Linked DNA regions of Homo sapiens: region 2 is linked to region 1. Evidence: read pairs that join two places in POLR2A ChIA-PET (ENCODE). Cell type or tissue: GM12878. All regions are shown on one strand. Region 1 overlaps MYO9B (myosin IXB). Region 2 overlaps MED26 (mediator complex subunit 26).

Region 1 (5,000 bases):
GGGCGGATCACTTGAGGTCAGGAGTTCATGACCAGCCTGGCCAACATGGTGAAACTCCGTCTCTACCAAAATACAAAAGAAATTAGCCGGGTGTGGTGGTGGGCACCTGTAGTCCTAGCTACTCGGGAGGCTGAGGCAGGAGAATCGCTTGAACCTGGGAGGCGAAGGTTGCAGTGAGCCAAGATTGCGCCACTGCACTCCAGCCTGGGCGACAGGGCAAGATTCCAACTGGAAAAAAAAAATGCTTAGGGGAGAAAAAAAGTCAAAAAATTGGCCGGGCATGGTGGATCATGCCTGTAATTCCAGCACTTTGGAAGGCCGAGGGGGGTGGGTCACAAGTTTGAGACCAGCCTGGCCAACATGGTGAAACCCCATCTCTACCAAACTACAAATGAAATTAGCCGGGCGTGGTGGTGTGCACCTGTAGTCCCAGTTACTTGGGAGGCTGTGGCAGGAGAATCGCTTGAACCTGGGAGGCAAAGGTTGCAGTGATCCAAGATTGTGCCACTGCACTCCAGCCTGGGCGACAGAGTGAGACTCCATCTGAAAAAAAAAAAAAAAATGCTTAGGGGAGAAAAAATGTCAAAAGATCGGGTGGGTGTGGTGGCTCATGCCTGTAATTCCAGCACTTTGGAAGGCCGGGGGTGGGGGGTGGGGGTGGGGGTGGGGGTGGATCACAAGGTCAGGAGTTCGAGACCAGCCTGGCCAATATGGTGAAACCCCGTCTCTATTAAAAGCACAAAAATTAGCCGGGCATGGTGGTGGGCGCCTGTAGTCCCAGCTACTTGGGAGGCTGAGGCAGGAAATCGCTTGAACCCGGGAGGAGGAGGCTGCAGTGAGCTGAGATCGCACCACTGCATTCCAGCCTGGGCAACAGGGCGAGACTCCGTCTCAAAAAAAAAAAAAAAGAAAAAAAAAAGTCAAAAGATCTCTTGATGGCTGAAATTGATGTGAAATTCAATTTTCAGCAGCAGCAAATGACGTTTTCCTGGCACACAGCCACATCGGTCTGGGTCTGGCTTAAGGCTGCATTTGAGTTACAATAGCAGAGTCAAGCCATTCTGACAGAGACTGGGTGGCCCCTAGGATCTGTGTGAAATACAGACTGTCTGGTTTTCGTGAGAAAAGAGTGGCCAGGGGCCGCTGTTCTGGATCCTCTGTTAAATGGGGTTTTCCGGGGATCCCCGACATGGTTCCAGCAGGATGGGTCGGCAGGAGGTGAGTGTCACCCTGGGTGACTGGTCTCCCGAGGCCATGGTGGGGACGTGGAGGAGCAGGCCTGGGAAGCACCCAGGACAAAATGGGTCCACAGGGTCACGTGCCCAAGGAGGGCTGGGTGAGAAGAGACTCCCTGGGAGCTGGGAGCAGAGGGGGCGGAGGCCAGCAGGCAGGGCTGGAGGCGAGGAAATGAGAAGTTTAGCTGATGCTTTCAACAGAGCTCAGAGCTGTGGTGAAGGCGGGGCCGAGGGAATGAGGAGGTTAGTGGGGGCCATGTCGGGGATGATGCCAGCCAGGCACAAGGAAGACCCTGCGAAGGGGGTGGGTGTCATGGAGGTGAGGAGGCAGCTATGTGGTGCAAGACAGGACTCCCCACACCCCCAAGCCCAAGCCTGCACAGGAGGCAGCTGCAGGCTCAGTTGGCCTGCGGATGTGGGGGCAGGAAGTGGAAGAGTCACCCCAACCTCATGGCTCCCCTATTCGCAGAGGAGGAAGTGGAGGCTCTCCAGGGCCCCTAGCCTAGCTGCTGCCGGGTTCTGTTCTTTTCTGGTTGCTCAAGGGGTTTGGGGCACCCCGGCAGGCTCTCGATAGCTGGTTGCTGGTCAGATGGACGGACGGCAGGGATGTACAGAGAGCTGAGTGCTCCCAACGCCGTATGTCCCAGTTCACAAGAGACACCAACTGTCAGCCACAGACGCAGATGGCATTACAGCAAACACTGAAACGCAGCAAGGACTCCCAGGGCTAGGACGTGGCCCTTTAAGGACAGACTCCTACCATGAGCTAAAGTCTCACAGCAAACCCTACAGGGGTGGGGTAGGGGAAGCCTTAAATAACAACAAAAACCTAAGTGTGAAACAAGTTACTGAAATCTTACATATGTCACTAAATTTGGGTTTAGGTTATCACGAAACCACGTACTAGGTCACAGAAAGAATACAGAACAAACCAGGCTTTGATGGGGGAAGGTCCTGTTTGGTTCTCAAGGCTGTGAAAACATCTGAAGAATTTATCATATTTCCCCTAGGGCTCATCTTACCCTTTTTTTGGGGGGGGGGGGATGGGGTTTTACTCTGTTGCCCAGGCTAGTGTGCAGTGGCATGATCTTGGCTCACTGCAACCTCTGCCTTCCAGGCTCAAGTGATTCTCCACCCTCAGCCCTCCAAGTAGCTGGGACCACAGGCATGTGCCACCACGCCCGGCTAAGTTTTTGTATTTTTGGTAGAGATGGGGTTTCATTATGTTGCCCAGGCTGGTCTCGAACTCCTAAGCTCAACTGATCTGCCCACCTTGGTCTCCCAAAGTGCTGGGATTACAGGTGTGAGCCACCGCAGCTGGCCTCATCTTGCCCATTTGATGCCCAAATCATTCTCTTTGGGGGTTACTTTGTTCTTTTTTCTCAGCTTGAGATAGGACATGAATTCATTTACTTCCGTTCTTTCCTATTTGTGGATCTAATGGGTGTTCAGCTATGTGGTGTCCTCCTACCATCACTTTAAATATAGCCCATGGATTCTGATAACATACGGGTGTTTGTCACTGATTTTTAGAAAACCTGCAATTTTGGTCTGTTTGTACCTTTTTTTTTTTTTTTTTTTGAGACAGAGTCTCACTCTGTTGCCCAGGCTGGAGTGCAGTGGCGCGATCTCGGCTCACTGCAACCTCTGCCTCCCAGATTTGAGCAATTCTCTTGCCTCAGCCTCCTGAGTAGCTGGGATTACAGGTGCCCGGCTAATTTTTGTATTTTTAGTAGAGACGGGGTTTTGCCATGTTGGCCAGGCTGAGCTCGAACTCCTGACCTCAGGTGATCTGCCCGCCTTGGCCTCCCAAAGTGCTGGGATTACAGGCATGAGCCCCCACGCCCAGCTGTGTTTGTATCTCTTCATCTAAGAGTTGCTCAATATAAGTTTACTTTAAAAAAAAGTTCCACGAAGTTTTATTGCATTGTTAGAGTGTCACTTGTAATTGTTCTACTCTGGGAAGTTCTAAATGCTTTCTCTTTACCTGACATAGGAATGATTTTTATTTGTAGAGATGGGGTCTTGCTATGTTGCCCAGGCTGGTCCTGAACTCTTGGGCTCAAGTGATCCTCCTACCTCAGCCTCCTCAACAGCTGGGATTACAAGTGTGTACCACCACACCTGACTCTGATATAGAAATGATTTTTGAGTCCAGGTGTGGTGGCTCACACCAGTAATCCTAGCACTTTGGGAGGCCAAGGTGGAAGGATTGCTTGAGGCCACAAGTTGGAGACCACCCTGGGCAACATAGTGAGACCCCGTCTCTACAAACAATACAAAAATTAGCCAGACTTGATGGTGGTAAGTGCCTGTAATCCTAGCTGCTTGGGAGGCTGAGGTGGGAGGATCACTTGAGCCCACGAGATTGAGGCTGCAGTAAGCCAAGACTGCACCACTGAACTCCAGCCTGGGTGACAAAGTGAGACCCTGTCTCAAAAAAGAAAAATGATTTTTTGAGAATGTTCCATGTATGTGTAAGGAGGTTTATTCTCTTAAGAGTTCACGATATGGCCACAATGTCTGCCTTAAGCATGTGGTTTGGGCGTCTTAACATCCTTGCCTATTTTCTATCTACTCAACCAAGCTGTGTGTGTGTTTCTCCTTGTATCTTTTAGAATTTTTACTTTGTGGCCAGGTGTGGTGGCTCATGCCTGTAATCCCAGTACTTTGGGAGGCTGTGACAGACGGATCACCTGAGTTCAAGACCCGTCTCTACTAAAAATACAAAAATTAGCCAGGTGTGATGGCGTGCGCCTGTAATCCCAGCTATTTCAGAGGTTGAGGCAGGAGAATCGCCTGAACCAGGGAGGTGGAGGTTGCAGTGAGCTGAGATCATGCCACCGCACTCCAGCCTGGGTGACAAGAGTGAAACTCCATCACACACACACACACACACACACACACACACACACAAATTTCTACTGTATAAAGGCAGTGGCTATGTTGTTTGGTGCATAGATATTCACAAGTGTTATACCTTTATTGCAAAGTGAGGCTTTTGGCATCATAACCAATCTTTGCCACATGTAATGTGCAGAGGCCTGAACTATGTCCGAATTGCAGCTCTGCTATCTCCCGTTTCTCACTGCCTGGTACACCTGTGCTTGCTTTCCCCTTTGTTTTTAACTTCCTGAAGCCCTTTGATTTAGGTGTGTCTTGTGTATAAAGCAAGGAACAGAACTTGCTTTATATACTTGCAAGCCAAGCTGAAAATCCTTTCATTTTATTTACTTATTTATTATTTATTTACTGAGACAGGATCTTGCTCTGTCCCCCAGGCTGGAGAGCAGTGGTGTGATCGTAGCTCACTTCAGCCTCCAATTCCTGGGTCCTGCGGCCCTCCCACCTCAACCTCTTGAGTAGCACCACCTTGCACCACCACGCCTGTTTAATTTTTTAATTATTGTAGAGACAGGGTTTTGCTTTGTTGTATAGGCTGGTCTTGAACTCCTGGCTTCAAGTGAGCTTCCTGCCTTGGCCTCCCAAAGTGTTGGGATTACAGGCATGAGCCACTGCAACTGGCCCTGAATGATGTCATTTAAAGTTACCAGCATCATGGCCTCATTAGCTCCTAAGGCTCTGTCCACCATGGTTGAACCTCTTTCCTGCCTGCTAACTGATACCTGCCTGTCATTGGCTGTCTGTGTCTATGTCCCAAACTCCTGGGCTCAAGTGATCGTCCCGTCTCAGCCTCCTGAGCATCTTGGATTACAAGCATGTGCCACCACACCTGGCTGTGATGTAGGAATGATTTTTGAGACT
Region 2 (5,000 bases), 540 kb after region 1:
AGGGCAGGTGGTCTGTGGGGGCAGTCGCTAAGGGGGATAGAAGACAGGTTGTGAAGGAGCCACCTTGGGTCTTTTGGGTCTGTTTTTCCTCCCGGTGTCCTTACCCATGGCCTCTCCCCTGCCGCAGGGCTTTGGTGCTGTCTGGCCAGCTCCCTGCCCATCCTTCTCCAGCTCTTTTCTGCTTTCCAGCATGGAAGTCGGTCTCCAGCCCAGGTGGACACAGCTCGTTCTGCCACATCCTTTTTTGACCTCCCTGGGAGGCCACCTTAGGTGCTGCCCTCCCCCTGTGGCCTGCCTCCCTGCCCTGAGGGTTCATGCTGGACTTAGCAGGCCTGGAGTCAGAGCGGGAGCCTCCCCTCAGCCACATACGAGTCCTGGTGTCTCTGTCACTCACAGAGGGCCACCTCCATGAGAGTGGGAGACCTGCCACTCCTGGGTGGGGGGTCAGTTGGTTGTTAAGGCAGGGTCCCCAGGGCCAGGGTCAGAAGCCAGCTCCTATTTTGCTCCTATGGGACCAGCACCAATTGGGTGCTAAGTGTTCTTTGGGACAGACTGTGGCCATCTATAAAGAGGCTCTGTGGAGCCTTCTGGCTCAGTGTGCCTGGGGTCGGGGCCAGGCCCTTTGCAGGGATTCCTCGCTGCATTGCTCAGTGTCTGCCTCCTGGGCCTGGGAGGCCTGTGTCTGGATGCCCAGGTGGTGCTCCCCACACAGTGTTCAGACTGCTTGACATCAATGCCCCAGAGGTCGCAGGGCAGGGCAGTCTCACCTTGCCCCCATCCTTAGCTCTGCTGACATCACTGACTGCCTTCTGCTGGCTCCAGGGAGTGGCCGCACTGGACACTCACCCTCTCTCTGTGTCTTACACAACACACATTTATCATCTCAGGCTCTAGGGCTCAGAAGTCAGCTCCAGTCTCACCGGGCTGGGATCCAGGAAGCAGCGAGCTGCGCTCCTCTCTGGAGGATCCATTTTCTGCCCCTTCAGGTGTTGGCAGAGTTCATCTGTTTACGGCGTAGGACTGTGGGTTTCTAGCACCTTACAGGTAGAGCAGGCGGGCTCCTCTACTCCTCAGGTGAGCAGCTCACACGGTGGGGACAGAAAGGGGACTGCCAAGGCTGTAGCATTTCCCTTGGGGCTCCTAGAGGCTGAAGGCCTCTCTGCACACGCTTAAGCGTGGCTCATAAGGCAGGGGAGGGGCCAAGGGTAAGGATACACAGTCACAGGGCCCTCACACCTTCGCCTGGTGTCCCCAGCTCCCACACAGTTTCCAGGAGACTCTTGGGACTGGCTGTTAGTTCAGCGGTGATTTCTGGGGCACCAGCTCAGTACCAGACCCTGGGGTTGCCCAGGTGTTCTGTCTCCTCCCTCTTGTCTGGCAGCAGGATGGTGTCTGCCCAAGGACAAGGACACTTTGTGCCACCAGGCTAGCTGGGTCTGGGCAGTGTTCTGCTCTGCAAGGACTGCTGCTTCAGGAGTATGTGGGGAACCAGGGCTCCAAATATACCAGGGTGAGGTCAGCAGGGTGGAGGTGAAGCCATGTGGCAAGCCCAGGGACTGAGTCGGTGCTGGAGTGCCTGGGGCAGGGAGTGGTTGGCCTTGCTGTCTGTCTGGGACTGGCCTCCTCATCGCACAGTCTTCCCCTGCACTGATCCCTGCCCATTGCACGAGGAGTGCGGACAGGACTGTATCTCCCCTCATATCACCCGTCCACCCCCACCATGACACAGCTTGAAGCAGGGTTTTCAGGGTCATTTGGAGCCCTGAATGGAGAACATTGCAAGGCAAGGCCGTTGTTGCCAAAGAGCAAATGGGCCCATTGGCAGGGCAGCTTTGTGGGAGTTCTGCGGGGACTGCTGTCGTGGCTCTGCAACTTTACACCCAGAGGAGACAACACGGGAAGGGAGGGAGTGGCAGTGGCTGCCTCCCACTGGAAGTGGGGCAGAAGAGTAGAAAAGCCAGAATCCATGAGGCCAGCAGAATTAACAGCCCTCAAGGACGTCCACATTCTAGTCCTGGAGCCTGGGCACATGGTACCGTACATGACAGATGTGACTAAGGGAACAGCCTGGAGATGGGGAGGTGATCCGAGATCATCTGGGCAGGCCCTGCCTAGTCAGGGAGTCCTTAGAGATGGCACCTATCCTGGCTGGGTCAGAGAGATGCCGGGTGAGGACTCAGCCTGTAGCTGGCTTTGAGCATAAGGGGAGGGGGTGTGAGCTGGATGCAGTGCCCTCCAGAAGCTGGGAATGGCTTCGGATGACAACCAGCAAGAAAATGGGCCTCATTCCTGTAGTGTAAAGAGCTGAACTCTGGGCCGGGTGCAGTGGCTCACGCTTGTAATCCCAGCACTTTGGGAGGCCGAGGAGGGCAGATCACCTGAGGTCAGGAGTTCAAGACCAGCCTTCAACATGGTGAAACCCTGTCCCTACTAAAAAAAAATACAAAAATTAGCTGGGCGTGGTGGCGGGTGCCTATAATCTCAGCTACTCGGGAGGCTGAGGCAGGAGAATTGCTTGAACCCAGGAGACGGAGGTTGCAGTGAGCCGAGATCGTGCCATTGCACTCCAGCCTGGGCGACAAGAGTGAAACTTCATCTCAAAAAAAAAAACAAAATAAGAGCTGAACTCTGCTAACACCTGAAGGAGCAGGAAATGGATCCTCTAGAGAGGATCCCAGCCCAGTGAGACTCAGACCTGATTTCTGAGCCCTAGAGCCTAAGATGATAAATGTGTGCTGTGTAAGATGCTAAGTTTACAATCATGTGTTACGGAAACTCTTGCCACGCAGTCTTGGCAAGGATGTGGCCTGGTGGGAATGGAATAGAGCAGCCTCCCTGGGGGTGAGGTGACCACCCTGCATGGATGTGGAGCCCCAGCTCCTCCATGGCTGTCTGTGCACTAGCTCAGAGTCAGGTCTGTCACTGCCGTCGGTTGCAGCCTTATTTTGTAATGGCGGACGGAAAGTGCCTAAGTGTCCCACAGCATTCAAGTCGGGCCTTCCCCACTCTGGAAGGGATGGTGAGCCAAATGAGGGGCTCTGTTTGAGGCTGGACATTGCTGACATTAAGTCAGAAAAGGCAAGAACCACTGTCAGTTTGGTTTTGAAATATGTGATAAGTGTGGATGTATACGCCTATATACACAAGGGATATTTTTGGAAAAAAATGCAAGGAAATGCTACAGTGGCTGGGTCAGAGATGCCCATTTCCTTGTGTGCCCTTTTATGCTGTTTTAATTTGTATCATGTGCCCGCTTAACTCCTTTATCATGTTGGGGTGGGGGGGAGTTGAGTAATCTACTCACTGTGGTTTCCTCAGGGCCCCTGGGCTCCCACCCGCTAGCCAGCCCACCAGAAACCTGTAGTTGCTGGAGGTGGTGGTTGAGTGGTAGGAATTCTTGTTGTAACAATTAAGGGAGTCAGTAATGTGTGGGAAGTGCTTAGAACAAGGTGTGGCTCCTAGCAAGATCCTAAAAGGGAGGGATTACTTGGTCATGGGATGTGTTCATGCTTCACTCTGCCAGACAAAGCCCAGCAGTCCCCAAAGTCAGCTGTATCCCCCGAAGTACCTAGTGTTGTCAGTGGGGCACGTGTATCATGTATCCATTTGTGGGTTCAGTTTGAGTTTTCCTGATTATCGATAAAGCTGAGAGGCTGAGCATCAGCACTGACATTTCATTGCCGTGTGCCTGTTCCTGTCTTGTGGCCAGTCTACGCCGGGCTCCTGGTCAGCTGTACTGCTGTACAGGCATTCTGTGTTCCAGATACAGCTCCTTGGGGGCCTGTGGCCTATGCCTTCTCCCACTTTGTGACTTTCTGCTCTCTTTATGGTGTCTTTGGATTCAGATTGACTGGTTTATCATTATTATTATTATTATTATTTTTTACACGGAGTCTTGCTCTGTCACCCAGGCTGGAGTGCAGTGGTGTGGTCTCAGCTCACTACACCCTCCGCCTCCCGGGTTCAAGTGGTTCTCGTGCCTCAGCCTCCCAAGTAGCTGGAACTACAGGCGCATGCCAGCACACCCAACTAATTTTTGTATTTTTAATAGAGATGGGGTTTCACTGTGTTGGCCAGGCTGGTCTCAAACTCCTGACCTTCTGATCCGCCTTCGTCAGCCTCCCAAAGTGCTGGGATTACAGGTGTCAGCCACCGCGCCTGGCCTGTGTATTGATCTTTTAAGCTTTGTGGATTTTATTCGATGAATTCTTCCGTGTCTCCTCTCCCACTCCCATCAGATGGCAGAGTAGAGGTCATCTTAAGTATCAGGAGCAGCTCTTGTTCCACAGGCATCCTGGGTTTCAGCAGGTGGGTGGGTATGTACCATGTACACTGGAGGGCTTGGGGCAGCCCGCACACCACACACTGGAGGAGGTCAGACGGCAGGTGAGGATGAGCACTGGGTGCCAGGTTGGCCCAGGGAGCAGGTAGGAGACGACATGGAGTGGGGGCTTCAGTGCTGCTGGCTCCTCTTGCTCTGGGGTTGGGGAGAGACTGGAGCAGGCTGGGGCAGGGTGTTCCAGCCTCCCAGTGGAGAAGGACAGGGACCTGACAAATGGCTTTTTATTTCCACAGATCCGGAACATGGTGGCGGTGCTGGAAGTCATCTCCAGCCTGGAGAAATACCCTATTACCAAAGAGGCACTTGAGGTGAGTATCCCAGACCCCAGCATTTGGGAGGGCAGAACGGGGGGCAGGGGATGGTACCAACCAGGTCCTTCCGCAGCTTCTGGGAGCATCAGTGTCTTTGCTTCGGAGGACCAAGAGAGGCGGTGTGCCCTCACAGCTCGTGCCTCGCGATCTTGCTCTCCCACGGGCACTGCAGAGACCAAGTGGTGTTACTCCCATCCTACATGCCCAGCACACTTCGTGGGCACGTGGGGACATCAGGAGAGGTGTGCTTGGAGGAGGCTCCAGTGAGAGGCACCATCCCCAACCCTCCACTTGAAGCGGACCCTCTGTGCTGTCGCCTCGGCCACAGCACCCTCTCACCCAGGAAG

What was found. Peaks named below come from ENCODE experiments on the same cell type or tissue, not always from the same donor. Only the 100,000 strongest peaks of a DNase experiment are listed, where the experiment ranks them.
Region 2: POLR2A ChIA-PET joins it to region 1 with 6 read pairs; 3 of 35 experiments call an interaction of 5 or more read pairs at or near these places.

Annotation. Positions count from the first base shown.
Region 1 is chr19:17,122,576-17,127,575 of GRCh38, reverse strand. The region is part of intron 2 of MYO9B (myosin IXB); the gene reads right to left. Among named protein-coding and RNA genes, the nearest start is that of SNORA118, 33 kb to the right of the region's middle. RefSeq lists enhancers at 1,022-1,461, 1,572-1,961. In GM12878, a CTCF peak has its summit at 1,134; DNase peaks (open chromatin) are centred at 1,205, 1,635 and 2,055; H3K4me3 peaks cover 2,542 bases; H3K27ac peaks cover 4,507 bases.
Region 2 is chr19:16,577,985-16,582,984 of GRCh38, reverse strand. It overlaps MED26 (mediator complex subunit 26), which reads left to right. Exons shown (of 3, transcript NM_004831.5): 2 at 4,576-4,650. It overlaps LOC105372295 (a long non-coding RNA gene), which reads right to left. Exons shown (of 3, transcript XR_936360.3): 2 at 4,712-4,819; 3 at 4,171-4,627. Among named protein-coding and RNA genes, the nearest start is that of SLC35E1, 8.1 kb to the right of the region's middle. RefSeq lists enhancers at 1-423, 424-995 and a silencer at 1,173-1,222. In GM12878, no CTCF peak of the experiment used is centred here; no DNase peak of the experiment used is centred here; H3K27ac peaks cover 2,508 bases.